Regions from separate parts of the Mus musculus genome. Here region 1 is linked to region 2. The links are chromatin loops, found by intact Hi-C in ENCODE. Cell type or tissue: left cerebral cortex. All regions are shown on one strand. Links, peaks and the distances in the headings refer to the core of each region. The heading gives the core; the rest is flanking DNA.

Region 1 (16,908 bases), core at 3,502-11,501, 940 kb after region 2:
CAGAGCTACAGAGTGAAACCATGTTTTGAAAACAAAACAATTTATAAAAAAAAAAAAAACTCCAATGACAACAAAAATTGCATGATTGGATGTCTAGAGAGATAGCATGACTGGTAAGAGCACTTGCTTTTCTTTCAGAGGACCTAAATTTGGTTCCCAGCTATCATATGAGGTGGCTCCCAATCAGCTCTATTCTCAGACCATCTGATACCCTCATCTGGTCTCCATGATCAGGAATAAGAGCAGAGAAGTCTTCAATGGAGCATAGCCAAAGGAACATGAATCTTGATATGAGACAGGCTTGGTTTTAAATTTCAAAGCTACTATTCTTAGTAGATCTGTTATATGAGACAAACTAATCATTAGGAGTTTTAGTAATCTCGTCTATAAAATGGGAGATTTGTTCAGTTAGAATTCTGCGTATAAAATACTGAATAGCTCTTAGTGCCTAAGCAAGTACCCGTCATTGTACATGTATTCTTTTTATCCGGGGCTCCATGGCTTCTTCTGCTAGTTACCAAGGAAGAATATCTTAAAGTGCATGCCTTTGTGTATTGGTACACTTCTCGAAACAATGCACCAGGATCCATCAATGTTTTTTGTCTCAGCCTGGAGATCTGAGAGATTAATCATTCCCTTCTCTGGCCAAAGTATACCATCATTATATAGATACCTCTTGTATTTATGTTGTTTACAGCCATGCAAGTATTATGACAGCCACAAATCAATGAACTCAGCAGGAAGAACTGTTCCAGCCTGCAGTGTGGTGTGCTTTTTACTAGTTCTCTTACAAACCAGTATCCACCTACTCTGAGTCCTTCCTGCTATGCAGGACTGTAATGTGGGCAGCTTCAGTATGTGATTGATCTCTGAGTGACTTGTAAATTCATCAAGGTGCAGATATAATTTCTATGTGTCTGATTAACCTTCTGTGTAAGACTACCATCCCTTCTGTAATACCAGAGACTTATTTTTCTCTCAGAAAGATGGATATCAGCTCATTTTAATCAGTAGTCTACAAAAGGTGTCACCTGGCTCTGCCTGCGGTTAACTGTAATGTCTGACCCAGACTGTCCTGTCATTTGTCAAATAACTTGGTTTCATTTAATGTACCTAGGAAATGATCTTGCTTTTATTTTAAGGCAGTATGCAGAACTCATTAGGTTAATAAAATGCCTGTTGTTTTCTCAATAAAGAAAGAATACAGATTTTAAAAAAAATCCTTTACCTATCTTTCTTATGCAGCAGTGGCCTGGCAGTTCATATCGTAGCGTGTGTAGAAGAGAGTCCTAGCCTAAGCCCTAAGTATCTCACCATATAGCAGCAAAAGAACAAATAGTACAGTATCATGAGGGTGTCCAATAGCCTTTTTATTAAAATAAGAATATACAGAGTGGACACACTAGGACAGCAGAGATAAACCAGGTCTGCCCTCGGGAAAGAAGAATTCATGTCTACCCAAAGTTGAGAAATTGGGAAGCTTCGGGTAGTGGTGTTCCTGAGATGGACTCCTTTTGTAGGGCCTCACTGAAGAACTATTTGGTATGCAAATTAAGCTCAGCACACTATTCAGCCATGTAGGGAATGTATGTTCTCATGTGAGAAACAATGGTTTCTATCAGAGGACGTGAGGTGTTAATTCTCAGGAAGGAGTTTGGACATGAAGTTTGGACAGTTTTCAGCAGTTCCTAAGCCCCTATTCAGGAACAGTGTTAAGATGTCCTATCTAAACCTCTGAAGGCACAAGAGGCCTTTCCCCTATGTGAGCACCAGGCAGCAGAACCCAGAATGATGATGGCACTTGATCTGGCACAGGGCTGCCAAAGAAAGCAAGCCAGTCAGGCCAGCTGTTTCTGAGACACGATAACAACAAGGCATAGAAGCCAGACTTACCTTGAGCAGCTAGGAGAATCTCTTATAAAGGTTGACAACATTCTCGGGTCCTTAAACATGACGAAGAAGCCTAAAATACAGTGTTTAGGGCTTCTTATGATGGGCTTTGGCTCCTCCCCAGAAAAAAATTTCACCACCTTCCTCTCTAAGCTTCAGATTTGGTCTTTGTAAAGTAAGAGCAATACCCACCTGCTGTCTACAGGGCAGCACCAGACAGTGCAACATAATTAGACACAAAGACACTACAAAATAACAGGTCTTCTGGTTATTTATAAAGCATGATAAAAAAAAAGACGCCCCCGAATAAAGAAATAATGGAATGTTAATTATCCAATCTTATCTCCACAGCTGTTTACATATATCAGATTATCACATTACCACATATAAATATGTACACTTACTTTAAGTTAATGAAAGGGTGGGTTTTTCTCTTTTTTGGAAAAACTGGTTAAGAAATGTTACCTGCAGTGATTTGATCATTCATCATGCCTTGACTTTGTACACTGACTTACTATGTCCTGCCTCGTAAATCTGTACAGTTCCCTTTTGTTTTGAAGAAAGGAGAGGTCTTTCCCTCCTAAGGCCACTCAGACTTTCAGAGCCGGCTCGCTTTACGCTTCTTGAGAGTCTACAGAAGGCTGAGGAGATTGATTGCTCAGTTGGTGAAGGGCTTGGGGAACAAATATGAGGCCCTGAGTTCAAACCCAGTAAGCACATGAAAAGTCAGGTCTAGTAGCATGCCCTTAAAAATCCCAGCTCTGGGGAAGCCAACAGAAACACGTTAGGAATTATAGGTGTTTATTCATATATACACCAGCACACATGTCCACACACACCAACACATATACATACAACAAGCACACACACATACATACACACCAACACACCCACACAGTCAGTCTTTCACGGTGCTTGAGTGCTGATTTTACAAGTGTGTATCATCACAAACTGCTCCAAATTCTTTAACATGATTATATATATATATATATATATATATATATATATATATAATAAAACAAACAAAACATCCCAAGGCTTACTTTACTGGCTGATTAGCCTCACTTAGAAAGCTCCAAGTTAATGAGAGACCCATGTCAGAAAATAGAATGTGGGTGATTCCTAATGGCCTGTTCACACATACATGACACACATGCATGCATACATACATCCACACACAGGGAGAATGCCTGCAGATAGATTAAATCTCTTCTTTGCTACTTAATTGTGTAAACTCTCTGAGCTGGAAAGAACCCAGATGTCCTGCAACAGAGGAATGGATACAGAAAATGTGGTACATTTACTCAATGGAGTACTACTCAGCTATTAAAAACAATGGATTTAAGAAATGGATGGATCTGAAGGTTATCGTCTTGAGTGAGGTAAACCAATCACAAAAGAACACACATGGTATGCATTCACTGATAAGTGGATATTAGCCCAGAAGCTCAGAATACCGAAGATACAATTTGTAAAACACATGAAACTCAAGAAGAAAGAAGACCAAAGTGTGGATACTTCGATCCTTCTTAGAAGGAGGAACAAAATACTCATGGAAGGAGTTACAGAGAGAAAGTTCGGAGCAGATACTGAAGGAAGGACCATCCAGAGACTGCCCCATCTGGGGATCTATCCTATAAACAACCGCCAAACCCAGATACTATTGCAAATGACAACAAGATTTTGCTGACAGGGGCCTGATATAGCTGTCTTCTGTGAGGCTCTGCCAGTGCCTGGCAAATACAGAAGTGGATACTCACAGTCATCCATCGGACAGAGCACAGGGTCCCCAATGAAGGAGCTAGACAAAGTACCCAAAGAGCAGAACGGGTTTGCAGCTCTAGAGGAGGAACAATATGGTCTAACCTGTACCCCAGAGCTCCCTGGGACTAAACAATCTTCTCTCATTCGTTCATTCTGCCTTTTCCAGCATGTCTGTGGTGGTTAGTTTTCTAAACATTAGCATTACTAGGTCAAATCTCAAGGTTTTGAACAATTTTCCAAAATAGGGTTTTGTTTGCTTGGTCTTGTTGCATTATGTATTTGCTTGGCATGTGTCTTAGTTGGGATTTCACTGCTGTGAACAGACACCATGACCAAGGAAACTCTTATAAGGAAAATATTTAATTGGAGCTGGCTTATAGGTTCAGAGGTTCAGTCCATTATTAGTAAGGTGGAATCATGGCAGCATCCAGACAAACATGGTGTAGGAGGAACTGGGAATTCTACAACTTCATCTGAAGGCTGCTAGGAAAAGACTAGCTTCCAGGCAGCTAGGATGAGGGGTCTTAAAGCACACACCAACAGTGACACACCTACTCCAACAAGGCTACACCTCCTAATAGTGCCACTCCCTGAGACCAGCATATAAAAACCATCACAGTGTGTGTGTGTGTGTGTGTGTGTGTCTGTGTGTCTGTGTGTGTCTGTGTGTGACTGTGTGTGTCTGTGTCTCTGTGTGTGTGTGTGTGTGTGTGTGTGTGTGTCTGTGTGTCTGTGTGTCTGTGTGTCTGTGTGCATCTGTGTGCGTCTGTGTCTGTGTTCTGGTAGTGGAATCTATGTGAGTGCCAACATGCCATCTCCTCAAACTCTTGTTTTGTTTCTAAGACAAGATCTTGCCAGCCTGCAGGTCACAGTCCACTCTATCACAGTGTCTGAGTTACAGGAATAACAGGTGTGTGGCACCACAGCCTGCTCAGAAGTTCTTTTGAGCATTTAAAAATGATTAGATATATACTATAAAGTGTTGCTGTATTGGTTAGCTTTAAGGTCAATTTGACGTAGAGTCACCTGAAAGGGAAGTAACAATAAGGAATTATTTCTTTTTTTCTTTCTATTTTTTTTTTCTTTAAATTGTTTATTGGTTTTTCGAGACAGGGTTTCTCTGTGTAGCCCTGGCTGTCCTGGAACTCACTCTGTAGACCAGGCTGACCTCAAACTCAGAAATCTGCCTGCCTCTGCCTCCCAAGTGCTGGCATTAAAGGGGTGCGCCACCACTGCCCAGCAAAACAAACTTGTAGTAGGGGGCACCTGGATAAAGGCCTAGGCCTTTATTATCTTTGTATGTTCTAAGGAATTGTTTCTATTGAGTTGGTCTCGTACCATGTCTGGAAGACTGTATAAATTAGTTAATTGGTATGGAAAGTGCCAGCCCACTATGGGTGTCACCATATCTTGGGCAGGGGGTGGGAGACCTCTGAACTCTATAAAAGTGGAGAAAGCAAGCTGAGTGCATACAAACAAGCAGGCAGGCAGGCAGGCAGGCCGGTGGGCGGGCGGGCAGGCATGTACTCTACTCTCTGCCTTTCACTAGAATACTATATGTCTAGCTGCTTTAAGACCCTGAAACTTTAATTTCACTACTGCAGTAGACTGTAACCTGGAATTATGAGTCAAAATAAACACTTTTTCCTTTAAGATACTATTGGTTGGGGTATTTTATCACAGCAACAGAAAATACAACTAGTCCATCATTTCAGGTTGTTACTTTACCATCCTCCTGGAAACTATAAATATCCTTTTCCTCCTCCTCCTCCTCCTCCTCCTCCTCCTCCTCCTCTTCCTCCTCCTCCTTCTCCTCCTCCTCCTCCTTTTCCTCCTCCTCTTTCTTCCTTCTTCCTTCTTCGTTCCAGAAGAATCTTTCTTCTCATTCTTCTTCTCCCCCTGATTTATTTCTTCATTTCTTTAAGTATATCTTGTAATGCTTTTCTGAAATGTTAATTTGCTTCTCTTGAAGTTTCTTGCCTTTTCTCTCGTACTGGATAACAGTTTATCTGGAACTAGAATTCTAGAGTAGAAGCAAATTTGCCTCTGCATTTTGGAGCTGTTGTTCCATTGTCCTCCAAATTCCAGTTGTTGTGGAGACAACCTAAAGACATTCCTGTTCATTAATATATGACCTGTGGAGAAAAGTTTATTGTATATGAGTTCAATGTGATTAAATCATTTCCTTGGAAAGGTCTTCAGCCTCATCAGAATTTTTATAGTTTCTCTCTTTGACTGATTGCTTCTTGGAAATACTGCCTGTCTTCCTCCTCTTTGGAGGGCAGAAGTCCCTTTGGAAATCAGATTGAGCAAGAGACAAGGAATCTCAGCATTCAGTTATAGGGACAGTTTCTATATGTCTACTACCATTAATTTGAGATGCTATCCTCTGGCTCAGAGAACCTCTTGCATATTAACTACTTAGAAAGTAAAATCTAAGCATATTTCAGGTCTGGGTAGTGCTAGTTACAAGGCTATGTGGAATCGTGTGGATTTTGCAGGCCCAGCTGCTTCTAACACTATCCAGCCAATCAGAGCTCTGCTGCTACCATTCTACCAAACCACTTTGGGGATCTTTGTAGGATGCCGAATAAAGCTGGACTTCTTTCCAGCCTGCCTGTCCCCACTGTCAGCTTAAGATTCAAGGATTCTTGTTCATTAGTCATCTAATTGCTTCTCCACATCCCCAATTTTATTAAGAATGCCTTTCAATCATTCTTTCAGCCTTCTAGACTTATGACTTTAAAAAAAAAAAAAAACCACCTTTATTACTATTTAAGGAAGTGTTAAATGACTCCCTAATAGAGCTAATAGAAAGAGGGAACAAGATAACATGGAAAGAAGTGCTTACACATATTCCTTGTAATTATTTTTATTCCTTTGTTATTATTCTATCCTTATAAAATCTTCCAAATGCATAAATTACTCTGGGTTATTTCTTTTTTTTTTTAAGCCTTTAACACCCTTTAATATTGTCCACATGGGAGAAGCTACCACTGTCTAGTTATCTCTTCATTTTTTGTACTTCCTCTTTTAAAAATATTTTTATTAGATATTTTCTTCATCTACATTTCAAATGTTATCCTGAAAGTCCCCTATACCCTCCTCCTGCCCTAATCTGGGTCATTTCTGAAGAGCATGGATAAGAAAGTCCCTCTGAAATGACGCTTCCTGTGGCTTGCCTGCAGTTTTAATTTTTCAGGCCTTATGGTTTTAGGTTATCTATATAACTACTGAGTGCATGAGCTGAGCTAGGAAAAGAAGCAGATGGAGCTGAGTGTCACTCACCACTAACATGATGAGAATTATAAATCTGTGCTTAGCATTATGTAAATACATGCCTGTGCTGGAACATTCTTGAAGTCTTCTGACTGCTATTGAAGAATGGATTGCCCACCTGCAGATTGCTACCTCACCACCTGCTCTCAGGCATCTAATCATTGTACCAAGATCAGCAACATGCCTCAGGTGGCTCCTGTGTGATGATCAGTCTTACAGTGCATGTAGGAGTTCATGCTAATGTTCCCCAAAGCAGCCTTTGGTCCTTGAGCAATTCTGGCGGATTATAAAACAGAAAACAAGAAAAGAAAAATAAAGATTTGAAAAGATTCTGTGCTGCAAAGCCAAATATGTCACTCAATTAAGTCCCTCAATAAAGTCTATTTTGGGCTATGCCCAATAAACTACTCAAATAATCCATTAGGATCGCTGTAGAAATCAGCATAGCAAATGATCAGTGAGCTGGTTTAGTTATTCACCGGTTATTAATCTTCTCAGTTCAGGGTCATATTGTCCTGTCTTCAGCATTTTCACAGCATCTGATGATGTCCAGAGAGCTAATGAAAGTCTGAAATGTGGATTCAACAAGCATAATAATCCTTTGACTTGATATCATTCTGGGATTGTCTTTCTTCTTGGTGTGTTGCCCTGGCAAATGAGCATGGAGGCACCTGTACTGTTTGTCAAAGTGCTCCTACATTGTCCTGGCAAAGAAATCTTCTTGTACAATGATAATTTCTTCATGGTTCATTCACTAGGAGCAAAATTTTCTGAGCACTTGTTATCAATGCTAGTAGCTGTCAATTCAATTTCTTCTTTAGTTTTCTTGTGAAGTTGAAGTGGACTTAATTACAAGTCCATAGTACTTTTCAGGAGACTTATATAGGCATATTTTTCCTCTCTTACTAAATTGGATTTGCTCTCCTCTCTCATCATTGTGTGCTTGTAGATGCACCCTATATCTGAAATTTGGTGTACTTAATATATATATATATATATATATATATATATATATATATATATATATATATATATATATATCACTCCCTCTCCCTGAGACTCAGAGAGCCTCTTAGAAGAAAGGGAGAAGCATGGTAAGAGTCAGAGATAGTAGATGATTACATTTAAAGTAAAACAAAAAAAAAGGGAAAGAAAATATGTTTTCCCTTCATGCCAGGGTTATTGCACACATGAACCCACAGTGGCTATGAATGAATGCACAAGACCTGCATGAATAAGTGAGGGACTCATGAATTTCTTCTCCTCAATGAAAATCTATTAACAATTGATGATTTCTCAAAAAGGGAGAGTTAGCTTTCTTCAGTGATGCAGCCCTGGATAGTCTCTACAACACCCCCCAGTAGACGGTCCAATGGGAATACATAGATTGGCAGCACTAAATAGACTCAAGGGATTTTTTTTAAGAGCATATGAAGTTGTGAGGGGAAATGGTAGGGAGGACAAGGGAGGAATGGAAGGGAAGAGAATAAGGGGGTGAACTTGGTCAAAGTACGTTACATGCATTATGAAAGTCTCAATGAATAAAAACAAGCTAGCACATACCGAGTGCTTATTATGCAGCAAGTATTATTCTCAACATGTTTCATAAATGTATCCATCAGTTCTCAAATTATGAAAGATGTATTGCTATTTCAATTAAATTCAGGGAAACTGCTGTACAAAGAAAATATTTAACTTCCCTATGGTCAACATGGTAAGTGAACTAAAATTTGGGAATTCTGCTTATATTGTCCAAGGCTTTCACCTCTAATCCCTAAACCGCCATCTAAGTGATCTAATTTTCTAACATATATTATCTTAGAGGCACTTGTTTTGGCCCCTGTCAAGTTGTTACTGTATTTGGGGACGTAAGTCTATGGTCCTTTCCTGCCTTCCTGGAATGACTCCGTATGCTTTTGCTTTTGGATGTTTTCTTTCCACATCACTTTGAACACAGTCAGGTTCCCATCTCTTCCTCTATCTTCTTATGTCTTGACTCCAGAAAAGAGCATCTCTTGTTCCAACACATCATGTCACAATCTTTCAGAGTCGAAAGAGAATTAGGCAGAGCTCATTTATACCTGTGCATTGGCAGCCACCCAAGTGCCTCTTTCACAGCAAATTAAAGTGAGCAGTGAACTGTAGTCATATTGAAATAGAAATCAGTAACTTACGGGCCTGTGGAGTCAACCAGAGGTGGGAACCAGTACCTGTTTCCTTGTTCTAATTAGTTGTGTGGCCTGTTGGAAATGGTGATGATACTGAAATCTATTTCACAGACTGGAAAGTAAAACTACTGCCTTGTGTTTGCCCATCTTCTGTTTCCATCCTGTGTGTGTGTGTGTGTGTGTGTGTGTGTGTGTGTGTGTGTGTGTGTGTGTGTGATGGAATGTGTGATGTCTCTGTGTGTGATACGTGTATGTGTATATGTGTGTGAGTGCATGCATGCATATGTCCACATAGGGCTCAGAGAGAACAGTATTGGGTATTGCTTTTCACCTTGTTTGAAGCAGGGATCTCATTATCACTACCACCTAGTCCAGGATTGTTGCCTTCCAGGTATCATCTTCTGTCTGTCTCTCCTGTATCCATAGGAGTGTTGAAATCACAGGTGTATGTGAACACATTCTGGAGCTTCAAACCCATGTCCTTTTGCTTACATGATGAGCTCTTTACCTACTGGCCATTCACCAGTCCTGTTCATTTTGGATATCCAGATACCTGTTAGGCCAGCCACTGTGTACTATGAATGTAGTATATACTGAATGATAGAGGCATGTTCCCTACCCTCATAATGGTCATAGTTTAGTGAGGTCTTGGGTTCAGTCATGTGGTAGAGATTGTGGCACAGGATAAACACATGACGTATGTATGCTGATGTAGACAACTGTGATGACATATATGAAGCTTGTGATGGCCTTTACTATGACTTTGACTAAGAACCGAACAATTGTAACTCCAGCCAATGGGAGCTAGACATCAGGAATAAATCTACCTGCTCATTTTTTTTTTTTGTCTTTCTTTTCATGGAAATGATCTACCAGATAACCACACAACAAAAAAGAAAACTATTTAGTGTACACATTTCCTGAGCATCTTGAAATATACCCTGCAGCTTTAACTCTTGCCAGGGGTAATAAAGGAACACTTAGCAATTTAGCAATTTGTTTTGAATGCACACATTAGAGATTCTGCTCAGAGACAAAAGATTATCGTGTTTCCAATAAGTCATAAATGAATGTGACCTCTTCCTGCCCTGGGGTGAATGATCCTAGGAAAAAATAAACAGCAGGGTTATTCCTTTTAACCACCATCTTTTAAAATGTTCTCATGCTTTCTTTTTATCCTTTTGCATGAGTTGTATACATGTATGTGTGTGTATGCATGTTCATGTAACACATGGTACATGTATGTGGGTGTGCATGCAGAGGTCAAATGTTGACATTGGATGACATCATCCATCACCTTCCTCTTTATTTACTGAGGCAGAATTTTCACTGAACCCAGAGCTCACTGATTGACTAGTCTTGCCAGCCAGCTTGCTCCAAGATCCCATCTGTGCCTCAAACCTCTAGGGTTACAAGAAGGCTCTCATCCCACCCAACTTTTATATGATAAAGAAATCAAACTCTGATCCTCACTGATGCAGAGCAAGAGCTGTTGCTACTGAGCCATCTGTCTAGTCCCAGTCTGCACTCAGATTTTACTTCCTTCTCTTGCCAGTGGTTTAGATTCTTTTCGAGTCCATAGCCTTTCTCATCAGTTTCTCAGTTACTTCTTTTGAGTAATTTTCCCATGACATCTCTTCCTGTTGGAATGTACATTTATGCAGCCCTCTGGCTTGAAATGCCAGAATGTTGCTGGCGCATGAAGTGTCTTTGGATTTAGCGGCTAGCTTGAAGCATCTGGCAATTGCACATAAACTCCTATACTTGAGCATTCATGCTTGAACCAGAAATTACTTTGTCATCTTTCCTGGCTCTTACTAAGCAGCCAGCAGCTCCCTTGGAACAATGACTTATGACAGAGCTCTTTTCCTTAGATGTCACCCTCTTCTAACTCTCAAAACAACTGTTTCCTTTTCTTCCCAGGCAAATCTTTGGTACCAGCACTAATACTATCATGTGTATCTCACACCATGTAACAGGGTTTATGAAGCATATCAAAAATCCGTTGATCCGCACAATGATTCATAAAAATTCCATAGTCCCCCTACAAGGCCAAATGCCATCACCTTGAAAACTGCAGATCACAGATGCCAAATGACTTCTAATTTGGTGATTGATGCACCATTGCTATGTGCCCAGAGTTGACAACTGGAGTCTTAGACACCAGGCTATGAGTTTAATAAAGTTCTTTGTGATGACACTTTTAGAAAAGCTGTCATCAACCCCAACTGATTCTTTAATATATATATTTGCCTCCTGAATTCTAACCACCAGCTACCATGTGTGAATGAGCTATGACCTTGTTTCCAGTAAAGGATATCTCACTCTCCATGTGTTATCTGGGAGTCTCCACCATGGTAAAGTGTTCTATTGGTTCCTGTGGTACCTTGTAGCCTCGAATGAATTAATCCCACTGGAGTTATAAAAAAGAGCTGGTCCTAGTATGGTAACAAAACAAAAGATTATTTTTCTTGCAGAAGATAAATGGAAGTGTTTTATAAATTACAGAGCAATGTGTAAGTAGATCCATACACCTTGCATATCAGGCCTGCATGATAAACGGATTATGAATGATCTAAAGAGTGAATTGGGTTTTCTTACCTACATTTTTGTGAGTAATAATTTATCAGAAAATGTTGCAAATTGGCAAAATCTTCTTCACTTTTTTTTTTCAATGCAGCCTAGGGGATCCATCCAGGGACTTGACACCAGGGACTTGACATCAATTAGACAAATAACGTGTACATGTTTGTTAGAATTTCAGCTGTGGTTTTGCCCTTACTGTCTTTTCTACCAATGATAAGCTGTTGAGTTCTAGTGGGAAATTTCAGTATGCAATTGCCTTTCAACTAAGATGTATCAATAAATGCACATATTTAAAGGCATACACACATATGTATACAGTCATACTTATGAACTTTCAAAGGTAACCTGTTTGAATTTAAGTAACTAGCATGTTTCTAAAATGAGAAAATTATGTTTTCAGTTAATAAAGACCTAGTGATGTAGCTATGTCTTCTTCTGCCCTTTAATAACTCTTGATAATGTAGTCTATCTTCTTTTTTCTACCTCTATTCAGTATTTCCAGACAGCAATAGCATGGAATTGGAGTGTTTTGTTTGTAATAATAGCAAAGGCCATATGTCTTTATAAGTGACTTAAATATAGATTTGGAACCTATGAGATTTGGGTCAAGGCTGAACTCTGACTTAAATTTCAGGCACCATTTTGATTGAAGTATCAACATAATGCACTTTGATCATCTTTGCACCCCCTTTTATACCCTGCCATCTTCTACTGGAAATTTTAAATGTTTGACATACCTTCAGATCTTTATGTCTCCTCCACCTAGTTTTAAAAACATGGAAAGTTGTAACATCACTCTGAAAATAAACTGAATTAAGTTGCTTTGTACTGCTCTGACCTTCCATTGATTTTCTTTTCTTTTTGGGTCAGTAATTCTCAATGAAAAGAAAACTTCCCCTTCTTCTGGTGTAGACAAGTATACTCTTGTGCAGTGACCCTCAACCCTACTCCAGAGACTTGCCCAGGCTTACAAGAGCATTTTCCAACAATTGATATCTTCTCAAAATTTAGAACACTAACAGACCCTTAAATGAGAAAACTACTGATTTTCATTCTCCATCAAGTTTCTAGAAAGCTTACAGAGTCCTCTCTGAAGCAGAGAACACAACAGGAAGAAGAGTCTCATTAGCTCAATTCATGATGATGTCTTGTCCAGCATGCATCCCAACGAGGCATTCTAGCTATCGCCAGGAGTTGAGAAGTTGTTAATAGTTGATTTCTTTTTATAAGATCCCAGAATAGGATTAACTGGAATTACAGACAAGCCCCCAAGATAAGCTAGCTAGAGTGGACCTGACTGCTGGGGGTATGTGGGTTTGGTCAGGATTCTGTATAACAGAAAGCTTTAGAAATCAATCTTACCATGCCAAATAAAGGGAAGCCAGCTAATAATGCCCACCAAGGAATTAATAGCCTCCATCTTAAGCTCTGTGAGTTTCTTACTGTCCTCTTCCCCTATCTATAAGGACACACTGACGTGTGCTTTTGAATGGAAGCGTTACCATCTCTTTCCCGGAGACCTTAAACTCAAGAAACTGAAAACATGCAGAAAATTGCTGACAGGAGCAGGTTAAACAGATCTAACTAAGTGCTGTGGACTCATTCTGCGAGGCTGTAGCACCATCTACTGTCTGAGATGTCATCCTTCTTTTACAGTGAAGCCTGGGTGTGAATGAGCATGGGTGCTCAAGTGTTATTTTGCTTGTAGGCAAGCCAAAAGCTTTGTCTTCAAATTCATTGTTATTGTCTCAAGAAATCTGTGCCATTTCTTGTGGAGTCTAGCAAAATGCTCTCTTATTTTGTAGCATGAGATGCAGTAAATGCCCCCCCCCAACCAAGACTGTATTTCTTTAATCAGCAAAGAGCTCACAGTGCCTTATTTTTGTGTTGCTTATGATGTGAACCACTCTATTTTATTGAGATTAATGAGACTCTTTGGGAACCCTTTTGCCCAGTGACTCATGGGGGAATTACTGATGTGTTGTAAGTGAAAGAAACACACTTATAATTCCTCCTTCCTCAACAGAAAAAAATATCTAATCATTACTTGATGTAAATGTGTATGAATCTTTTTTTTTAATGTTCCATCACAATCGAAGGGATGTCATGGAGTGGTTCTAATTATACTTTAACTTAAAGATGTTCTTTTATTTAATTTGTCATTGAGAAGCATTTTTGAATATCCTTTTAGATTGTCATTTCTTTTAAACCATGAAGAAAGCTTGGAAAAGAAAATGTCAAACCGAGGTGATATATTTAGCCAATTCTCCACCCCATTCCTAGTTACTTACTTGCTAGTCTGATTTAAAAAGAGTATTCTTATTGATCATAGAGGCTTGTAGACCTTCAGAAAATTCTTTGCATTTAGAAAGACATCCCAGCAGAGAGACCCCATGACTCCAACACTGTGCAATTCTAAAAGCAAGAGGTGTGCTTTCCCTGGTGGCATACAAGAGTAAGAGTAAGTGGGTGTACGAGTATGAATGATTTTCAGACAAGTTATAACTTCTTCTTAAAAACAAACAACTTGATCACAATAGTTGAGCCAAGACTTTAGAGACAACCAACTGTGTTGGGGTGTCCTTCAAACAATTCTATTCTTGTAGTAAGTAAACACTCTCTGCTCCACATTGGAACCCGGAAAATTCACTAACCTTGATAATCACAAGAGTGATTGCTGTACAACAAACTTGCCACCCTCGGTTGGCTGGTGACATTTCTATTTCTGCCAGTCACTCTTATTAAACAGCTCTCTTTTGTATTTATTTTCTCAGCTCCTTGATAATGGACCATAAGTATTCTCTCAGAGGTGATTTACAAATTGCTTTACAAAGGAGTCTCCAGTTTCTATTCAGCCTGACTGGGGTGTTTTGTTTTATATCTCATTGCTCAGAGAACCAAGGCACCAATTAAACACCTGGATTCAGGAAAGGGTTTACACACTGCTGCCCTCTTTAGGTCACCAGGTTGAAAAAACCTATAGGACAGTGAGTGTCCTGCACTCCTCCTCAGGCCCCTCTGCCCCCCACCCCCACCCCGCATGCAATGCCTGTCATGCAAATGAGGGCAATTCTGATCAGTCAGCATTCCTTTCTTGCTTGTCTAAGGAACCTTCTCTTTGCTTTTCATTGGGCAGCTTTCATTTTGTCCTTTTGATGTTTATGGCTTTCGAGGAGTGGAGCAACTGTCGGAGCCGGGCAGAGTTAGGAGAGCTTTACTCAAAGGGAGTCTTTAATTGGTTACCATGTGGTGAATGAAGGTGATCTAGATTTGTAGGCTAGCCTTGCTCAGGTAAAATGGAGAATCTGCTGCCAAAGAGGCAGAAGACCCTACATCCTTTGGGGGAGGGCTGTACTCTTTCTGATTCAGGATTCCACTGTAGAGATATTTTCTTTTCTTTCTTGTGATGTGATCATGTCTCTGTTTTCTACAGGTTGGGGTGGGAGCATGGAATTTGTACCTGTAAATAGCAATAATAAAACAAAGTGAAAAAGGAAAACTTGCATGGATTTCTCAAGGAATACTTTCATACTTCATCCATCTCATGTGCCCTTTCAGTTCTCCATCAGAAGGGGTTATTTCCTCTAAGTAGCTCTAAGAGAGTAGTGCAAATTAAGCATGTGCATGGGTGCTCTGTGTGTGTGTGTGTGTGTGTGTGTGTGTGTGTGTGTGTGTGTGTATACACTCAACATGCTCATTTTTACTGACATCATCTTATACAACACAAACGACACATGCTCAAGAGTTAGTGTGAGTGTTACAGTGTAGAATATAAGACAGTGGCCAAGTAGTGGCACAGTCCTGTTATTTTAACACTCTAGAAGCTGAGGCAAAAGGGCAGTACCAGTGCAGGCCAGGCTGTATAGAAGAACACTATTCCAAAAACGAAAGAAAGAAAGAAAGAAAGAAAGAAAGAAAGAGAGAGAGAGAGAGAGAGAGAGAGAGAGAGAGAGAGAGAGAGAGAGAGAGAGAGAAAGGGAGAAAGAAAGAAAGAAAGAAAGAAAGAAAGAAAGAAAGAAAGAAAGAAAGAAAGAAAGAAAGAAGAAAGAAAGAAAGAAAGAGAGAAAGAAAGAGGGAGGGAAAGAGGGAGGGAGGGAGGGAGGAAGGAAGGAAGGAAGGAAGGAAGGAAGGAAGGAAGGAAGGAAGGAAGGAAGGAAGGAAGGAAGGAAGGAAGAGAGGAAGAAAGACCATACAAATAATGACCCAACAGAGTTCAATAATTAGAAAATGAATTCTGTTTCATTTATTTAAGGATGAATAGGTCTCTAAAAGCTAAGTATATTTTAAGCCCCTGAGAATAAGTATTTATTTGTATATCAACTCATTGTTTAAATTTTAGTGGAATAGTCAATTCTGTTTATTCTTTAGAATAAGTATTGTAAAAGGTCAGTTTTTTAGTAGTACCTGCTCTCCAATTAGTGTTAACCGTCTTTTAAGTTTTAGTGTTTGGTGGTGCATTTTATTCTACTTTTCTTCTCATGTAGATATGTGTGTACATGCATTCATTCATTATGCATGTTCTCAAGTGCATGGATGCACATGTTTGCAAGCACATGCATTTGTGTGTGTGTATGTGTGTGTGTGTGTGTGTGTGTGTGTGTGTGTGTGTATGTGTGAAGGCTACAGATTGATACTGGGTATTTTCTTTGGTCATTCTCCACCTTATTATCTGAGTTAGAGTCTTTCAGTTTAACCCGGAGCTTGCTGATCTAGCTAGTCTGACTAGTCAACTTGCTTCAAGGATCCTATTCTTTGTCTGTGTGCTGGAAGTCATGGGGTTGGCCCCCACCTAATGACAGTCCTCACACTTGTGGAGTAAGCACATTAGCAGATGAGCCATTCTTTAATCCCTGGTATGATGTGTTTTGAATATTTTTTTTTAAAAAACAAAACAAAATGAAACAACTATATAACTTGAAGACCAATCACGAAATTAGACACTATCATTTTATTTTCAATTCAATTTCTGCATCTAAATAATTTCCTTGAAAACAAAACTAAATTGAATTGGTACTGAATCTGACACATACAATATTTGGTTTAAGAGTTAGATCAATGAGTTTTTTTTTTCTGTTGAGAAATCATTTTTTCCAGCTATTGCTTAGTAACAAAGTCCATAAAGGTTTTTTTTTTCCATTTTTTATTAGGTATTTAGCTCATTTACATTTCCAATGCTATACCAAAAGTCCCCCATACCCACCCACCCCCACTCCCCTACCCG
Region 2 (16,908 bases), core at 3,849-11,848:
GGGGACTTTCAGGATAACACTTGAAATGTAAATAAAGTAAATATCTTTTTAAAAAAAAGCCTGGTGCCAGTGACATGATTTGAGTATCATTTGAGAACACTGAGATCCTGTGCTTCTGATGTACTTATTCACATCTTGCCTGTGTTATGGCTCAACTACGTGGATATTATGATTTATAGACCTCAAAATCCATTATTTTAAAAATAGAGAAATGATTTATGTTTGTCACCCGTCCTTACCCATAGCCCAGGCAATGCAAACTCCTTTCTTTGTGCAGAGACAAAGCAGGGAAGCGTCTGTAGAATGTGCTGTTTTATGGTGATTACAGCCAGCCACTGTATCAGAACCAAGATGAGACTGGCACTATTGGAGTCTTTGTTTCGGAGAAATGGTTTTGGCTATGGACAAGAATCTTATTTATTATAAAGGATGAATTATTTTCTGAGCTCTTATCTGTATGCTTCGTACTTCAGCTATAGGCCATCTTGCCAACCTATGAAAGAAAGGCTGACATGTGACGAAGGAGAAACATAAAAATGTTTCCAGTTGCTTTCAGTCAAGTGTGATTGAAATTTTATAGTAGATGTATACTTTCTTTTATTTGTAATGCTGACAGTACTAGGAAATGACTTTCGCCATTCTCTTTTTCCTGGAGCAAAGCAGTTACTTTATGGATGCTTTGAATTTCAAAATTTAGTACGCATAAGAAAAATGACTGGTTTATTATTAATGTACATGCTGCAAATGAGTTTTACATATTCGAAGACAAAAAGTTATTTTATATCTTATGTATTTTTATGGCCTTTGAAGAGTGAAACATTTTTAGTAAGTTTGTATTGATGTTTGTATGTAAATTTAGCAACTATTTTACTGAATTCAAGGATACATTTATCACCAATTGTTTATAGTTCATAATTTAACCACCTCTCTTGCTTGTCTTAATTACTGATATATATATATATATATATATATATATATATTTCTTTTTTTCACGGCATACAATGAGAATTTAGTTACCATTTTCCATTCTATTTTAAATATTTTCTTTTGGTATGTGCCATATTAACTCACTCTGGAATCTTAATTACTTGTTAGACCTATAGGCAGTTTTTATATCATATAGAATCCAAGCTCTAGCATTGTAAACAGAAATTTCCCTGACTGCTGACTTCTGTTCATTCATGCCCAAGTACTAGTGGTCAAGATTATTCCCAGGATCCTCAATATATTACTATTTCTACATCTTAGTACTTAGAATGTCCCAAAGTATACCCATTCAATGGAAAGGACGTTAAAAATCCACTGGTTTATTATTAATGTACATGCTGCAAATGAGTTTTACATATTTGAAGACAAAAATATCATCATCATCATCATCATCATTATTATTATTATTATTATTATTATTATTTGGGTTTTTTTGAGACAGGATTTCTCTGTCTAGCCCTGGCTGTCCTAGAACTCACTCTGTAGACCAGGCTGGCCTCGAACTCAGAAATCTGCCTGCCTCTGTCTCTGCCTCCCAAGTGCTGGGATTAAAGGCATGCACCACCACACCAGGCTAAAAGTATTATTTTTATCTTATGTATTTTTATGGCCTTTGAAGAGTGACACATTTTTAGTAAGTTTGTATTGATGTTTGTATGTAAATTTAGCAACTATTTTATGGAATTCAAGGATATGTTTATTACCAATTGTTTATAGTTCATAATTTAACCACCTCTCTTGGTTGTCTTAATTACTGTTATATATTTCTTTTTTCAAGGCATACGATGAGAATTTATTTACCATTTTCCATTCTCTCTTAAATATTTTCTTTTGGTATGTGCCATATTATCTCACTCTGGAATATCCATATATTACTATTTCAACATTTCCATATATTACTATTTCTATATCTTAGCACTTAGAATGTCCCAAAGTATACCCATTCAATGGAACAGAAGTTAAAAATCCACCTAACTATGCTTCTGTAGTAATTGAGATTTTAATAACTTCTCTTTGGACAATTTACCAGGTATGAATTTTTATCCCCCCAATTGTTGTGAATTATGAGGTTAACTAATTAAAACAGGTGAAAGAAATATAATGAATTGCCCAACAATAGTGGCAGTTTGAGCTTGCTGTTGGTCATTCATGCTACATACTCTATATCTTATTGATAAAGAACACGAATTTACAGTGACAGTAAACTGTATAATTTAGAAGAGACGCTTATTTACATACGATATTTGTCTGTCATCTAGGTGGCATTGTGGTCCATAAATGGGTGTTTACTCAAAGTTTGTTCTTCACTCTAGATCTGTTGTGTTAAAAATCTTCATTTTATCATGAGATCTGGATAAAGAATAAAGAATGTATAGGCAGGGATATATATCACATTATTAACTGACCAGCTTCCTGCTACTAGGATTAAATGATGTCAAGTACATATTCATATAATTAATTGTATAGTAAACCCAAAGTTATATAATTGAAAATAAATATCATAGAGGTTAACCAAAGGATAATCAGAGAATAAGCACTTTTAGATGTGTGTGTGTGTGTGCACATTTGTGTGTAATTTTCAAATATATGCCCACAGAGTGGCATATGCCTTTTGAAAGAGAGGCTGAAGCAATGAAAATTCACCACTAGTTTGGGCTACAGAGTGAGACCCTGTCTCAACACTCCTACCTAAAAACTGAGGGAAGAACATAGCATAAAAGGGATAACGAGTAACCAGTACTCAGGAAATGTAATCACACTGGAAAGTAGCTTTGTCATTCAGTGGGAGCATGTTTTCATAACTTTCTGTTTCATTCCCTTGGTGGTAGAGTAATATCAACCCATTTATCCTAGAAGGTCAGAAACTCTGAGTATTCCACCTACCACCTTATCCATCAGAGTGATGGATCAGCCTTTAGTGAGTTACTATATGGCTATTTTAAAAGATAGTCTTCTGGCATATATCGTGTTTCTTTTTCTTTTCTTTTCTTTTTCTTTCTTTCTTTTTTTTTCAGGGAGTTCGTTGGTTCTAAAGAAAAGAAAACTCAGATGGTAGCATGATATAGTATATGGGGCTGTTGCTTAGAAGTTGTAGAGAGTTGATAATGCAGCTAAGTGAAGAGGGATGGCGCTGTCATCCTGTTTGTGAGGAGCACTTATGAAAGGACGTGAATATAATGTCCATAGAATGGAACCCTATGTGTCGACGGGAGAGAAGTATGAGTGGATCCTAGGCTTTTGTGGGATGACATCAGTCTTTTATCACATTATTTCACTGACTAAAATATGAAATCTGCTCTTAGCATTGGGCATAGACTGGAGAAGGACTGTGGAATCTCATAGAACTGCTAAAACAACCTTCATCATATGAGAAAAACCAGGGGATGTTATGAACATTGGTAATATTCTATATTCCTTAGAAAGCTTTTATGAAATTTTAAACAGGTTGGGAAACATGACATTGTGAAATTTGTAAGTTCTGTGTGAATTCATTTGCATATCTGAATGGTAGGTGGGGGAGAATGTAGGTATTGGCATCTCTAGTCTCTGCGCTTCGAAATTTGTGACTGACAGACCTTTGATTAGTTCTTATTTCCAATTCAGCCATGGGTTAATTATGTAAGATAAGAGCTAATTAGCTCCAAAAGTACAATTGCATTTATGTATAAAATATTTATAGCTGTTAAATATATTTCATATATACATTCAATATACATAAGAATTTACAAAGAGTTCGAGGATAAATTAGAGAAGTAAGAAAAGAAGCAAATAACTAATGTTATTATATTTGTAATGAAAAAGAATCTCACAAAATAATAAAATGCTTTTATATTGTAAAGAAATATCTTGTCATTTTATGTTTGCAACACTGTTACCTTGAATGTAACACCACACTCCCATTTTAAGAGATTTTTTTTTTATAACTGAGATCCTCATAAGCTATTCAGTGCCACCTGCTATATTATCTAATTTCTGACCTGATTCTGTTTTTCTCCTTTGACTGAGACAACTTTCTATCCTAATACCATTTGCTGTTCTTAGACAGTCTTAAAAAGGAGCCAATACTGTTTGATAACATTTTCAATAACAGCCTTTGGTATTTGTTTTACACAAACATGCAGATACACACACATGCAAATATCTGTACATACATATATATATATACATATATATATACATATGGATATGTATATACATATGAAAATGCATACACATATACATGTACATATAGTCACAGAAACAAATTGCCTTTCTTAGCAGTAAAATCCCTTTCATTATTTTCAGTCTGGTTGGATAATAAATTCTAATCCCACCCTCCCACTGGGAAATGAACCAATAGTCATCTTACTGTAAGTGTTTTTAATGTGTGTGTGTGTGTGTGTGTGTGTGTGTGTGTGTGTGTGTCTGTATGTCTTGACTTGTTTTGAATTTATGTCATAATCCTGAAGAAGTAGGCTTTAATGTCAGTGAGTCGTGAACAAGGACAAGCAGGCAAAGAGTACAAGTTTCTTTCTTCTTTGCCCCTTATATAAGCTGTTACAGGAAGGTATGACCTAGATGTAGGGTACACCTTCTGACCTCAAATAGGCCTCAGTTAAGGTGGGTCTTCCTACCTCAAATCGTCTGATTAACTAAAAATATTTCATAGGTGTGCCTAGACCCTTAAGGTTTTAGTTAATTCCAAATGTAGTCAGTTGATAAGAAGGTTATCTATAACAGATGCCAGAGTTGCAGGATTGCAATTTAGGATTTTTAGACACTTAAAATCTAGCTTAATAGTGCAGACCTGAAAACCCTTGGGTTTCTTGTTCCTTGTGGTGCTACCCTGGTGACACTACCCTGGGATATTTGCCACTGCAGACTAGATTTTCTTTTATGCCATCGGCTTCTTGTAGCTTTTCTGATAAAACTTTTCTTTTGTGTATCTCCCAGAGTTGACTGGAATGGCTCACAGATGACCTTGTTTATCTTATCTTTTGATTTCCTGGTTCCATGCCATAGGCAGACAGATTATCTTTGCAGTGTCTGTCATTGGTTGCCATGTAGTCTTCCAAGAAACAAGGAAACCCCTTGCCTTGGTCCAGCATTTCTACAGTTTCAGTGAGTATTCACATCCGAGGGCTTAGCAGGATGGAGAAAAAGAACCCAAAGCCTTGGTGTGTATTTGCCTTTCCCATCTTATGGCTTCCAGATGTGAGGGTTATGGTATGGTTTCATTCAAAGGAAGCTTTAACATATTTCATAGCAATGGCATCCAAGTTGCTGTTTCGAACACACTTATTTCCTTTCCAAATAATGTACATCACCCAGTGACTTCTGATATTTCCTAAAATGAAAGCTGAAAGTTGCTGTTGTCTAGCTATTACATACTTTTCTGCTAATGTTTCTACAGACTGTTACAGCAGTAAAGAAGAGTCATTGTGTTTGTGTGTGTGTGTGTGTGTGTGTGTGTGTGTGTGTGTGTGTGTTTGTGTGTGCATGTGGGTAGTCTGAAAACTTGTAGTGGATAATCCCTAGTGCCAAGAGCTCTAGTTTTTCTGCAGTGAGATTTAAATATTTCTCCAAGGTAGTTTATGCCTTCCCTAGTATAAGTTTGACTTGTTCCATGATATCCAGATAGTGCAGGTTCCCAGTCTAACTAGGCTCTTACAGAACTTGGAAAGCAAGTCATCGGAGGAAGCATGTTGGACATAAAATCCCTTCTCTTGTCCTTATCCTGGAAGTGAAAGAGGGCGTCCTGCTTTCAGGACTAGATATAAACTCTCTTGGGTAATTGCAACAAACCACTGTCCTCAGAAAACGCTGGCAGCTTTAGAAGAAAATGAAGCCTTACAGCCCCACTCCATGGGTACAGAAGCCAGTCCCTGGGGAAGAGCTTCAGGCGACTGCATCTTAAATAAGCTGTGCCTGTGAGTCTGATGTGCAGCCAGGTTTGGGAGCTGGAGCTATAAATAGGACGTTAAAAAATTCTTACCAGAAACAAGTTTTAGAAAATATTGATTTTAAACAAAATTTCCTATATTAGGATTTTTCAAACTTACTAGAAGTAGTATGAAACTCATTGCTAGAACTTTAATAAGCCGCACTCTCTTTCCCCTATTTCCCACCATATCCAAGACAGAAACTGTCTACTAAAGGTCAATGTGTAGCTCTCAGCTCCAGTAACACATTACAATGACCTCATCTACGTATATTCAGGCAAGGATGGATTCTGGGTGTGGGAGTATTTTATTTTATTGCTTTTGAGTATGTTATATATTAGTGTAGTTAGGTCTATGATCCTAGATCTACTGGAATCTTCTTTGAAATATTTGGAAAATTGAGCTTTTGATGTGTTTCATGTTACCCAGGCATTTCTCATTTTACTTTCAGCAAGTGATAGTAATAAATATTTGCACATATTATGAATTTGTTAGACAGTATTCTGAATTATCATACCTACCTAAATATATACAAATTACTCTTCTGTTTAGAAAAAGTACCAATGTTAAAAGCATTCTGTGTAAAATAACACAAAAGTTTATATTTTAGGCCTTAGTCCATTTTTTGTTTTTATAAAATGGCAGAGACTGTTCACTTCCTAATAAAAAATGCATTGAACCTGGACTGGTGGTGTATATCTGCAATCTCTAGGTCCAGGAGGACAAGGCTGGAGTTTGAGGATAGCCCATTTTGTGTAGTGAAATATTTATTTTAAAACAAAAACCAAGCAAAACTAAATACAAGAACATGGTACTGGAGAGGTGAGGGCCTCTTTAACCACGGCACCTAAATGATCAAAATGATGTGAAGAGATTTCCAGTCAGCCAGAAAACTATACAGATTCCACAACTAGTAATCCTCTGGTATAACAAGTCCCTCTCACAAAAATTGGAGTATGCAGAAACTGTGTAATCCTTTATAAAGGAAGTGCCCATGTAACATTTCCCAATCCACTTTTTTTTACACAATATATTTAGATCATATACTTTCTGCTTCTTCATCTCCTTCCACATCACCCCTGTCCCTCCATACCCAATTCTTTATTCTTTCTCTTTCTTAAAATAAAGAAAATACAGAAACAATAATGACAGCAACACCACCCACATAAAATCACAGAATCTGATTTATGTTGACTCAGTACTTCTGTGTACAGAGCCTGCTTAGAGTATAGTTGATATAGTTTACACCTATGAGGAAAATTAACCTTCCCTCTCCCAGTAGCTATCAATTATATAAAACTTCTTGGCTAGGGGTAGAAATGTGTGCCTAGTTCCGCTTCTCAGTGCTTGGAATTTGTCTGGACTGAGCTTGTGGATGTGTTCTGTGAGCTATTATAGTCTCTGTGAGTTCATGTGGGCTTCAGCCTTGTCATGTCTGAGAGCCACTGTTTTCCATGAGGTTGCATACTAACCCTGGCTCTTAGCATCTTTTCTCCCTCTTCTTTGGCATAGATTACTGAGTCTTGAGAGGAGGGGTGTGATTGATACAGTCATCCTATTTAAGGCTGAATACTCCAAAGTCTTTCATATTTTCCACATTATCCAGTTGTGGCTTTCCTTGTTAATGACAATCTATTGCAAAAGCAGCTTCTCTGCTGATGGCTGAGTGATTCACTGATCCCTGGGCATCAAATTACATTACAAGGAGTTGTAGAATTGCTGTGTTCATTTAGAGGACCAATAATAGGTATTAGTTTTTTCTTAAGGCCAATGACTTATCTAGCCCAAGGTTCTTGGCCTCATTAAAAAGGTCATTTATTGGTCCCATTTTATGGAGCGGGCTTTAAATCTGACCCAAAAGTGATTGGTTCTTCGAAAAGGTTCTAACAGGTCTCTCTTCCTTTTAATATTGTCATATTACAAGCAAAGTTCTGAGCTCACAAAGCTTTGAAAGACACACTCAGAGAATACATCTCTAAGTGAACATCATTTATTTGTAGCAAGTAGCATTAACTGGAGTGCATTTGGCAAGTCACTAAATGACTTCAGAGTTCCAAGTTAATAGTTCAGTGATCCTCTACAGCAGATGTAGTGATGGTATCTAGCTCTTGAGCAACTGAAAAGCCAAAGACACAGAGTCACTTGCCTTCTTGTGACCTAAAGCTCCTTGGGCTTCTGATGGAGACAGAACAAATAAATTATCAGTGAATGACCAAACTGATTCTTTAGGTGTGCATTGCTTGCAAAATTGCATTTTACTGCAAGAAAGATGATGTTTCATAAATTTAAGTGGTTTGATGTTGGGAGCCGCCCCCACATTCGCCGTCACAAGATGGCGCTGACATCCTGTGTTCTAAGTGGTAAACAAATAATCTGTGCATGTGCCAAGGGTATTTTACCACTACTTGTACTCTGCCTTTCCCGTGAACGTCAGCTCGGCCATGGGCTGCAGCCAATCAGGGAGTGATGCGTCCTAAGCGAAGGATAACTCCTCCTTAAAGGGGACGGGGTTTCCACCATTCTCTCTCTTTTCTCTCTCTGGCTCTGGCGCCTGCTCGCTTGCTCCTAAAGATGTAAACAATAGAGCGCGCTCTGCGCTTTGGCGCGCCGGAGCTCTGGCTCCTAAAGATGTAAGATAGGGGTGGCTTTCGCTTTTGGGGCTGGGGGTTTGCGCTCCTAGCTCCTGAAGATGTAAGCAATAAAGTTTTGCCGCAGAAGATTCTGGTCTGTTGTGTTCTTCCTGGCCGGGCGTGAGAACGCGATTAAGAATTGGTGCCGAAACCCGGGACGAGAAAAAATCCGGGACGAAAAAATACAAGAAAACTCGGGACCGGCACAAGGAAGATCCCTCATTCCAGAACCAGAACTGCGGGTCGCGGTAATAAAGGTTCCCGTAAAGCAGACTGTTAAGAAGGATTCAACTGCATGAATTCAGAACTTTTCAGCTGGGGAACGAGAGTACCAGTGAGTACAGCTTTACGAAGTAAGCCTGGCCTTGAACTTTCTAAGGAAATTCAAGACAGTCTATCAGAAGTAAAGTGGAAAATGTTTGGCCTTGAATTTTTTCTAGTGTTAGGAGCCCTTTTGTTCCTTTTCACATGTTATCAGGTGATTAAGATAGGGCTGAAAATTCTGGATGAAATTCAGGGCAATCTATCAGAAGTAAAGCGGGGAGAGAGAGTAGGAGCAAAGAGAAAATATGGTACACAAAATAAGTATACAGGCCTTTCCAAGGGTCTTGAACCCGAGGAAAAGTTTAGGTCAGGTAAGAATACCTGGGGAGAGATTAGAAGGAAGGAGAAGAAAAAAGAAAAGAAAAAAGATCAATTAGAGAAGCCAGTTCTTAGTAGTTCTGAATCAGATGAAAAGGCTATTAGGGCCTGGAAGGCGCTCTCCCGAGCAGGTGAAGCCACTGGACAATAATGACAGAGGCAGGCTCTTGCAGCCTACAAGGTCTTATTGTCCACCCTGGAGTTGTAGATCAGGATTATAAAGGGGAACTTCAGGTTCTCTGTTCTTGTCCTCAAGTTGTCTTTTAACTCATAGATCTTGTCCAGATACAACTAGATGTATTATGGCAAATAGCTCAGCTGGGGTGTAAACAAAAGTTTCCGGGATTGTGTGTTACTTCCATTCAGTATGTTAAATTTACTAGGGCAGCTAATTTGTCAAAAAGTCTTTTTCAGTATATGTTACAGAATTGGACGGCTGAATTTGAACAGATCCTTCAGGAATTGAGACTTCAGGTCAACTCCACGCGCTTGGACCTGTCCCTGAGCAAAGGATTACCCAATTGGATCTCCTCAGCATTTTCCTTCTTTAAAGAATGGGTGGGATTGATATTATTTGGAGATACACTTTGCTGTGGATTAGTGTTGCTTCTTTGATTGGTCTGTAAGCTTAAGGCCCAAACTAGGAGAGACAAGGTGGTTATTGCCCAGGCGCTTGCAGGACTAGAACATGGAGCTTCCCCTGATATATCTATGCTTAGGCAATAGGTCGCTGGCCACTCAGCTCTTATATCCCATGAGGCTAGTCTCATTGCACGGGATAGAGTGAGTGTGCTTCAGCAGCCCGAGAGAGTTGCACGGCTAAGCACTGCAATAGAAGGGCTCTGCGGCATAAAATGAGCCTATTCTAGGGAGACATGTCATCTTTCAAGAAGGTTGAGTGTTCAAGTGTCCTTCCCCCAGGAAAAACAACACGGGACCAGACCAGGACCCCTCTGGGTGATGAGCCTGGGAGGAGGTTATGTGTACGGCTCCTTTACCTACACACTGGGGATTTGACCTCTATCTCCACTCTCATTAATATGGGTGGCCTATTTGCTCTTATTAAAAGGAAAGGGGGAGATGTTGGGAGCCGCCCCCACATTCGCCGTCACAAGATGGCGCTGACATCCTGTGTTCTAAGTGGTAAACAAATAATCTGCGCATGTGCCAAGGGTATTTTACCACTACTTGTACTCTGCCTTTCCCGTGAACGTCAGCTCGGCCATGGGCTGCAGCCAATCAGGGAGTGATGCGTCCTAAGCGAAGGATAACTCCTCCTTAAAGGGGACGGGGTTTCCGCCATTCTCTCTCTTTTCTCTCTCTGGCTCTGGCGCCTGCTCGCTTGCTCCTAAAGATGTAAACAATAGAGCGCGCTCTGCGCTTTGGCGCGCCGGAGCTCTGGCTCCTAAAGATGTAAGATAGGGGTGGCTTTCGCTTTTGGGGCTGGGGGTTTGCGCTCCTAGCTCCTGAAGATGTAAGCAATAAAGTTTTGCCGCAGAAGATTCTGGTCTGTTGTGTTCTTCCTGGCCGGGCGTGAGAACGCGATTAAGAGTTTGCGTAGGAATACAAATGTTAGGAGCCATTTAAGTATTTTTGCAACCAAACATTGTTCTAAAAAGAGTGTTTGAGGGAGTGTTATAAATTAATAATTTGTACATGTAAATTAGACTCTATGTTTTTTCATTAATGTGGTTTAATTTGAATGCTCAAAATTCATTTTTTTGAAAATTTTGAAATTTTGAGTCTGATAGATTTGTTGGGGTTTGTTGTTACTCTTGACCACAAATTTAAACACAAGTAAATTTCACTATGGCAATAAAGCACAGTAGAGACAATTTATGTGTGAATCCAAATGAATACTTATTAGTTACTCAGAAGATGATGTTTCATTTTTAAAAGTACATGCCTTTGCATTTTATGACATTTAGGAAGAGTTTTCAGTTGCATGTCTTTTCATCTTGCCTGAGAAGATAAACTGAGTAAAGTATTGTTGACATCATAGGGAATGGGTGTGATGGCTCATTTCACATGTCATCTTGGCCAAGTCATGTTGTCCGGATATTCAGTCAGATATCTGGAAGAAGCTGAGATTAGCATTTAAGTCATCACACTTTTTTATCATGTCTCTTCATATATGTGGGCCTCACTCAGTCAGCAGAGAGCCTTCAGGCAAAGGACATGCATCCCTAAGGGAGAGAGTCTGCCAGAATCCTGCTTCTGCTTGCCACCTGCACTTTAACATTCTCTTTGATTACCTGCATTCACCCTTGTCCTGTACATATTATATTTCCTAGTCCCCAACTATCACATGAATCCAGTGATGCCTCCCTTCTTCCCTGTATATGGGAAATGTGTGTGTAAATAGATTTTAAATGTACCATGAATTAGTTGCCTGTACATGTAAATCATACATTGCATATTTATTAATGTATTTTACTTGATTACCTAAATTTACTCCTAAATAGCTTTGATATACAGAGAGGGTTACAAGTAATATACATATATATATATATATACACACATATGTATGCATGTATATATGCAAATAAATATGTATATAGTTTTTGTTCAGGGAATCTTTGTATGGAATACCATTCATTCTTCTCGCTTGTTGAACAGGTTACTGATTTTGATTGTAAATAATTTTATTCAGATAGCCTTGCCAACAAATCTTTCATTAGACCTTTACAGACCATTGAGTTTAAGATGGTACCAAATTTTACTACCTCAGTACTGGTAATATTTATCAAGATATAAAGCAATTTCTCTAGTGCTATATGCAAGACATAAGAACATATGCATTTCAAAACTAAAATTGGCTGTTCTATTGTCCTTGGTAAATTGTGGTATTCTAGCTTTCCAAGTCTGTCTTTGTCTTTGTAGTTTAAATGAAAAGTTTTAGAAAAATGTCAGTGGACTCTTCTAAAAAGTACAGTTAACCTATAGTTTGCAAGTGCTACAATGTGCCAGGACCAACCTAAATCTAATGGGCAGAAGAACGTGATGCCATGAAGATTACAACCTCATAGGGATAGCAAAAATAAACCATTTAAAATTAATAAATATAATTTATAAAAGGGTAAGACTCCAGAGGATGAAAGGAGACTCAAGTGATCAGGATGTCCTGTAGAAATCACAGTCAATGACAGCTCCTTGGTGAATGTGAGTTTTGAGACCTCGAAATTAATAGGAAATGAGACACATGATAACCAGACCAGGAAGTTCAAGAAAACAACTGGAAGAAAGAGGCATGGGGCAAGTGCCAGCAGGACTGGGAAGCTCATTGCAGTTTTCTTGTATAAGCAGTGAGGTCCAAGCTGCAGAGATGATTCAGCAGTGAAGAGCATTGGCTGCTCCTGCAGTGGCCCCAGGTTGGGTTACCAGCATACAACCATTCATAACTACTCTAGCTCCAGGGGATCCAAGTCCATTCTTGTGACTTCTGCAGGCACTAGATATTATGTATGTTATGCATACATACATGCAGGCGAACATATTCAAAACTCACAAAATAAAACATCTTTAAAAATACAGAGAAGCCATTGATTTAGAAGTCTATGAGCTCAAGGGAAGAGGACTTTGAATGGAACGATGGCAGAGAAATAAATCTGGAAACATGAGGGTGGTATTCAGTACTGCAATGTGAGATCATTATTTTAAAGAGAGGAGTTTTCTTTTTCACTAATTATTTAAAGAATGTTCTTAGCACTGATATTACTCAAATAATATCATGAATCATTTAGATGTGAATGTGTTTTCAGGATGAATATGACTATCATGACTACAGATTATATATTACTCATCTATGCTTGCCCATACATCTTAAATCTCCATTTGAATATTACTAACTGAGAAGATCCTCCTAGGAGGGGAGGACATTTCTAGATTGCAAAACACTTGATGACCTAAACTCAGTGGCCATGGATTTCAATAAATGACTGTCTCTCTCCTTCCACCCACCTCTCACTCCTCCTTCCTTCATTCCATGTTTCCTTCTACCCTTTGCTCCCTCTCTTCTTCCTTTCATCTATATCATATAGAAGCTGCAGTTCAGAACATCCCTGGATGTGGTAAATGTATTATTTCAAGTGTAATGAGTTATATGCTACAAGATCTTCAGTCCTCCATTCCTGGAACTGTGAAAACAGTTGGTGTAGAATGTGTTTGCATAAGAGTATAAGGAGATATCAAGTGTGTATGTAGGCAGTGTCCATTTCTCAATTGGAAGAATTCAAGTGTTCAACTTCCATCAACACTGTTGAGGAGTTAAGGTGATTATCATATAATTAAAAAAGAAAAAAGTGTGCTTCTAATGAATGAGTTAGGTATGTGATCTCAATTAATTTCACGAACTTACTTCAAGTCTGAATTTGCCATTTCTTTACGACCTTATAATTCTTATTTTTAAACCATCTCCTTTAAGGTTATATGCCTTGGAGTGTGCTTTTTAATAGTATAAAAGTTCCCTGATAAAAACTGATTAATTTCTTTCCTCTTTTCTGATCCTTTCTCACACTAGCTATGTTGCTATTTTTTAATAAAGATGCTTATGATATGTGGATATTTGTTTGTTAAAATACTTCAGTTATAGAAATACAGGTTAGGAATAATGGTTGAATATTGATAATCCTTATGCCTTGGAGGCTGAGACAGAGGTTCTCAAGTTTAAAGCCAGTCTATACTATATTATATACTATAGTAAGATCCCCAACTCCAGAAGAGAAAAAACAAGTATGAATATCCAGTATCTGTTCTTCTTCTAAAGTCTTGGATTTCAGTCTATGTTAGCCTATACCAAGCTAACTCTTGCTTCCCCAGTGTTTTCAGACTAGTTATTTTCTTATAGAAAATCTATAATGCTAGATTCTTGCTAATCATCTTTGTGTCTACTCAGGCCTTTATTGAAAGACATTTTCGTAAATATGCACTGCTTTGACTTTTAGATCAGATGAGATAATTTAGAAAAATATTAGCAAGTCTTATAAAATTTCTTTCATTTTCTACTTAACCTGCAATTACCACATACTGCTAAACACTATGACTGAAATTCAGTCCAGTGAGTAGCAAAAAAAGTCAGACAGAATTTATTATTATGGAGTTTAGAATCTGGTATGGCATACTAAGAAGAGAATCACACAATTACAATTTAAAATAAAGATAATTATAAATTTCATAGGCACTCTCGAGGAGAGAAGTGTTTTATGGTGGAGATGAATGTGGGACTCCTTTGCTATTTTCGATTCTATTGTCAAGGATAGCTATGACTGCATAAAATGCATTCTATAAAGAGTGGCTGGGATTCTTATTCAAAAGGAATGCCCTTTAAAGCATTCATGGTATCCTATGATTGTAACCTTTAAATTAAGGAGAATAAGGGAGGAAGGTTTAAGAAAGAGGCCAGCCTGGGCTACAGAGTGGATTCAAAAGTAGTCTAAGTTGCATCATAAGATTCTAAATATGTTGCATTCTTAGCCTTATAGTAATCTCTAGGTTGTTACAACATTGAAATTGATAGCTTTAAGACAGTGCCATCACTTTTGAGCTTCTGTGCTAAAACTTTAGTGTCTAGCAGAAATTCATTAATTGATCCATCATTACTGGTAATTTTAAATTATTATTATTAATTATTATTATCTGTTATTACCTCCCAAACACACAGATTACCCCCTTCCTCTCCTCCCACCCCTCCCTGCCACCTCTTCTCTGATCCTCCATCCATTCCAATTCACTTTCTCTTCAGATAAGGGCAGGCCACCCATGGATATCAACCAAACATGGCATTTGAAGTTTCAGTATGACTAGACACCTCCCCTTGTATTAAGGCTGGACAAGGCAATCCAGTATGAGGAAATGGTCCAAACACCAGTAAAAGCCCCTGTTCCCACTGATAGGAGGCTCATAAGAAGACCAAGCTACACACAGTAACATATATGCAGAAGACCTATTTCAGTCCTATGCAGGCTCCTTGGTTGTCAGTTCAGTCTCTGTGAGCTCCTATGTACCTATGTTAGCTTAACACAGGTAATTTCTATAAAGGCTTCTACCTGACCTTGAGTCCAGGTAGATCAGCTGATTAAGGAAATATTTGTCTGTCATAAATGTCTTGCATATAAATGACTTCTTGTGTGGTGGGGGCCATGTTATTTATATTGTGAGGTGTTGGGTACTAAAGCCTGCACTGTGGCTGGCTGGAACAAACTGCTTGGAATTTATGCCAAGAGAATGTGACCTAAGTGCATCTTTGGTCTTGGTATCAAAAATGCAAAGCTAGCCCATTTCAGGGAACCTCACAGTGGGATTAACAATGGATGAAAGCTCTCACTTGTTGAGTGCTAACCCTGCCTAACACTTATGCATACATTATTTCTAATCTTCCTCCAGAATTTTCAGGGTGATGGTTATTATTCTCAAATCACAGTTGATGGAATTTCACTTGAAAGAGCTTACATGTTCCTCCCGGTCAACTAATTATTGTCAGAGAAAATTCAGTTTGGAAGACTCCCCTGTTCCTTCCCTGTACCAATGTTTGCAACAGGTGGCAGTATGCTGAGATATTCTTCACTTCTGTTACATCTCAGCAGTCGACCACCAGAGTTGTTTTGATAATCATTGTGCATTACAATGGCCCCTAGTAGTCAGATTCCATCCAATTTAGACCAAAGTCTCCTTTACAGAGTACAAGACTGTTTTCCCCTCCCCCACCCCCCACCCCCACTCTATTAGAAAGATGCTCTCAGATAGCTGCCACTCCAGCACCCAAAGCCTTATGTCCCTGTGTGCCCCCTCCCTCACATTTCTTAACTGACACAAGATTTATTGAGACACTGCAGTTTTCTAGCACTACACTAGCTGAAAGGAGCTGCTGACATATGATGATTTATTGCTGGAGATTCCTTTAGAAATTTACTTTGTGTTTGGGGGCTAAAAGATGAGTCTTAGGACTTGAGGTTTGCAGCATTTCTCCTGCACTGCTAGTCACATTCGAGCTGCCTTGGGTATTGCCAGGCTGCAGCTTTGACATCACAGAATGGGTCGGCCTGAGGGTCTTTCCCTACACAAACATGAAATGTGTAGAAGGGTAGGATAATCTTTTATGGTGTGTAACCAACATAATTCTTGACTAGGCCCTAGTCAATTTTTAGATGTGGCTTAGTCAAAGGGAAAATTCAGGGGGAAAAACCTCCTCTTAATTTCACAAAGCAGAGACAAACCATGTGACAAAATCTTAGATTATCAATTTCTGAAGATCAAACAGGAGGCATTTCCCTATGGCCAGAGTTATATTTAGGATGAAGGTTAAACAAAATAATCATTTAAAATGGGTTGGCCATACAGCTTGTCAAAGCTGTGCCTGGAGGAGTCAGGTGAAATTTATAACCGTGTGATTGATTTCAGAAAGGCTGTTGGGAATTCAAAACAATAGCATGCACTTTCTCAAATGTTTGCTCACCCATGTTAACCACACGAATGAGTTCCATTCATCATGGAGATTTACTTATTTTTATCATATATGTATGAGCATCTTATCAGCATATGTACTTTGTACATGCAGTGCCCACAGAAAACAGCAGAAGACATTGGAGTACCTGGAGTGGAATTATAGACAGTTGGTTGTCACAATGTGCGTGCTGAGAACTCAACCTGTTTACTCTGGAAGAACCACAAGTGCTCTTAACCACTGAGCTCCTGATTAAGTTCTTAAGACCATAATGATGACATTGTGGATA

What was found. A loop is a pair of places that touch in the nucleus more often than their neighbours do. Peaks named below come from ENCODE experiments on the same cell type or tissue, not always from the same donor. Only the 100,000 strongest peaks of a DNase experiment are listed, where the experiment ranks them.
Region 1: a loop joins it to region 2, with 10 times the contacts of the local background. A loop is called at or near these places in 3 of 42 quality-filtered maps.

Annotation. Positions count from the first base shown.
Region 1 is chr6:106,632,418-106,649,325 of GRCm38, forward strand. All of the region lies in intron 15 of Cntn4 (contactin 4), which reads left to right. Among named protein-coding and RNA genes, the nearest start is that of Il5ra, 110 kb to the right of the region's middle. In left cerebral cortex, for the core only: no CTCF peak of the experiment used is centred there; DNase peaks (open chromatin) are centred at 6,946 and 10,723.
Region 2 is chr6:105,689,943-105,706,850 of GRCm38, forward strand. All of the region lies in intron 1 of Cntn4 (contactin 4), which reads left to right. Among named protein-coding and RNA genes, the nearest start is that of Cntn4, 21 kb to the left of the region's middle. In left cerebral cortex, for the core only: no CTCF peak of the experiment used is centred there; no DNase peak of the experiment used is centred there.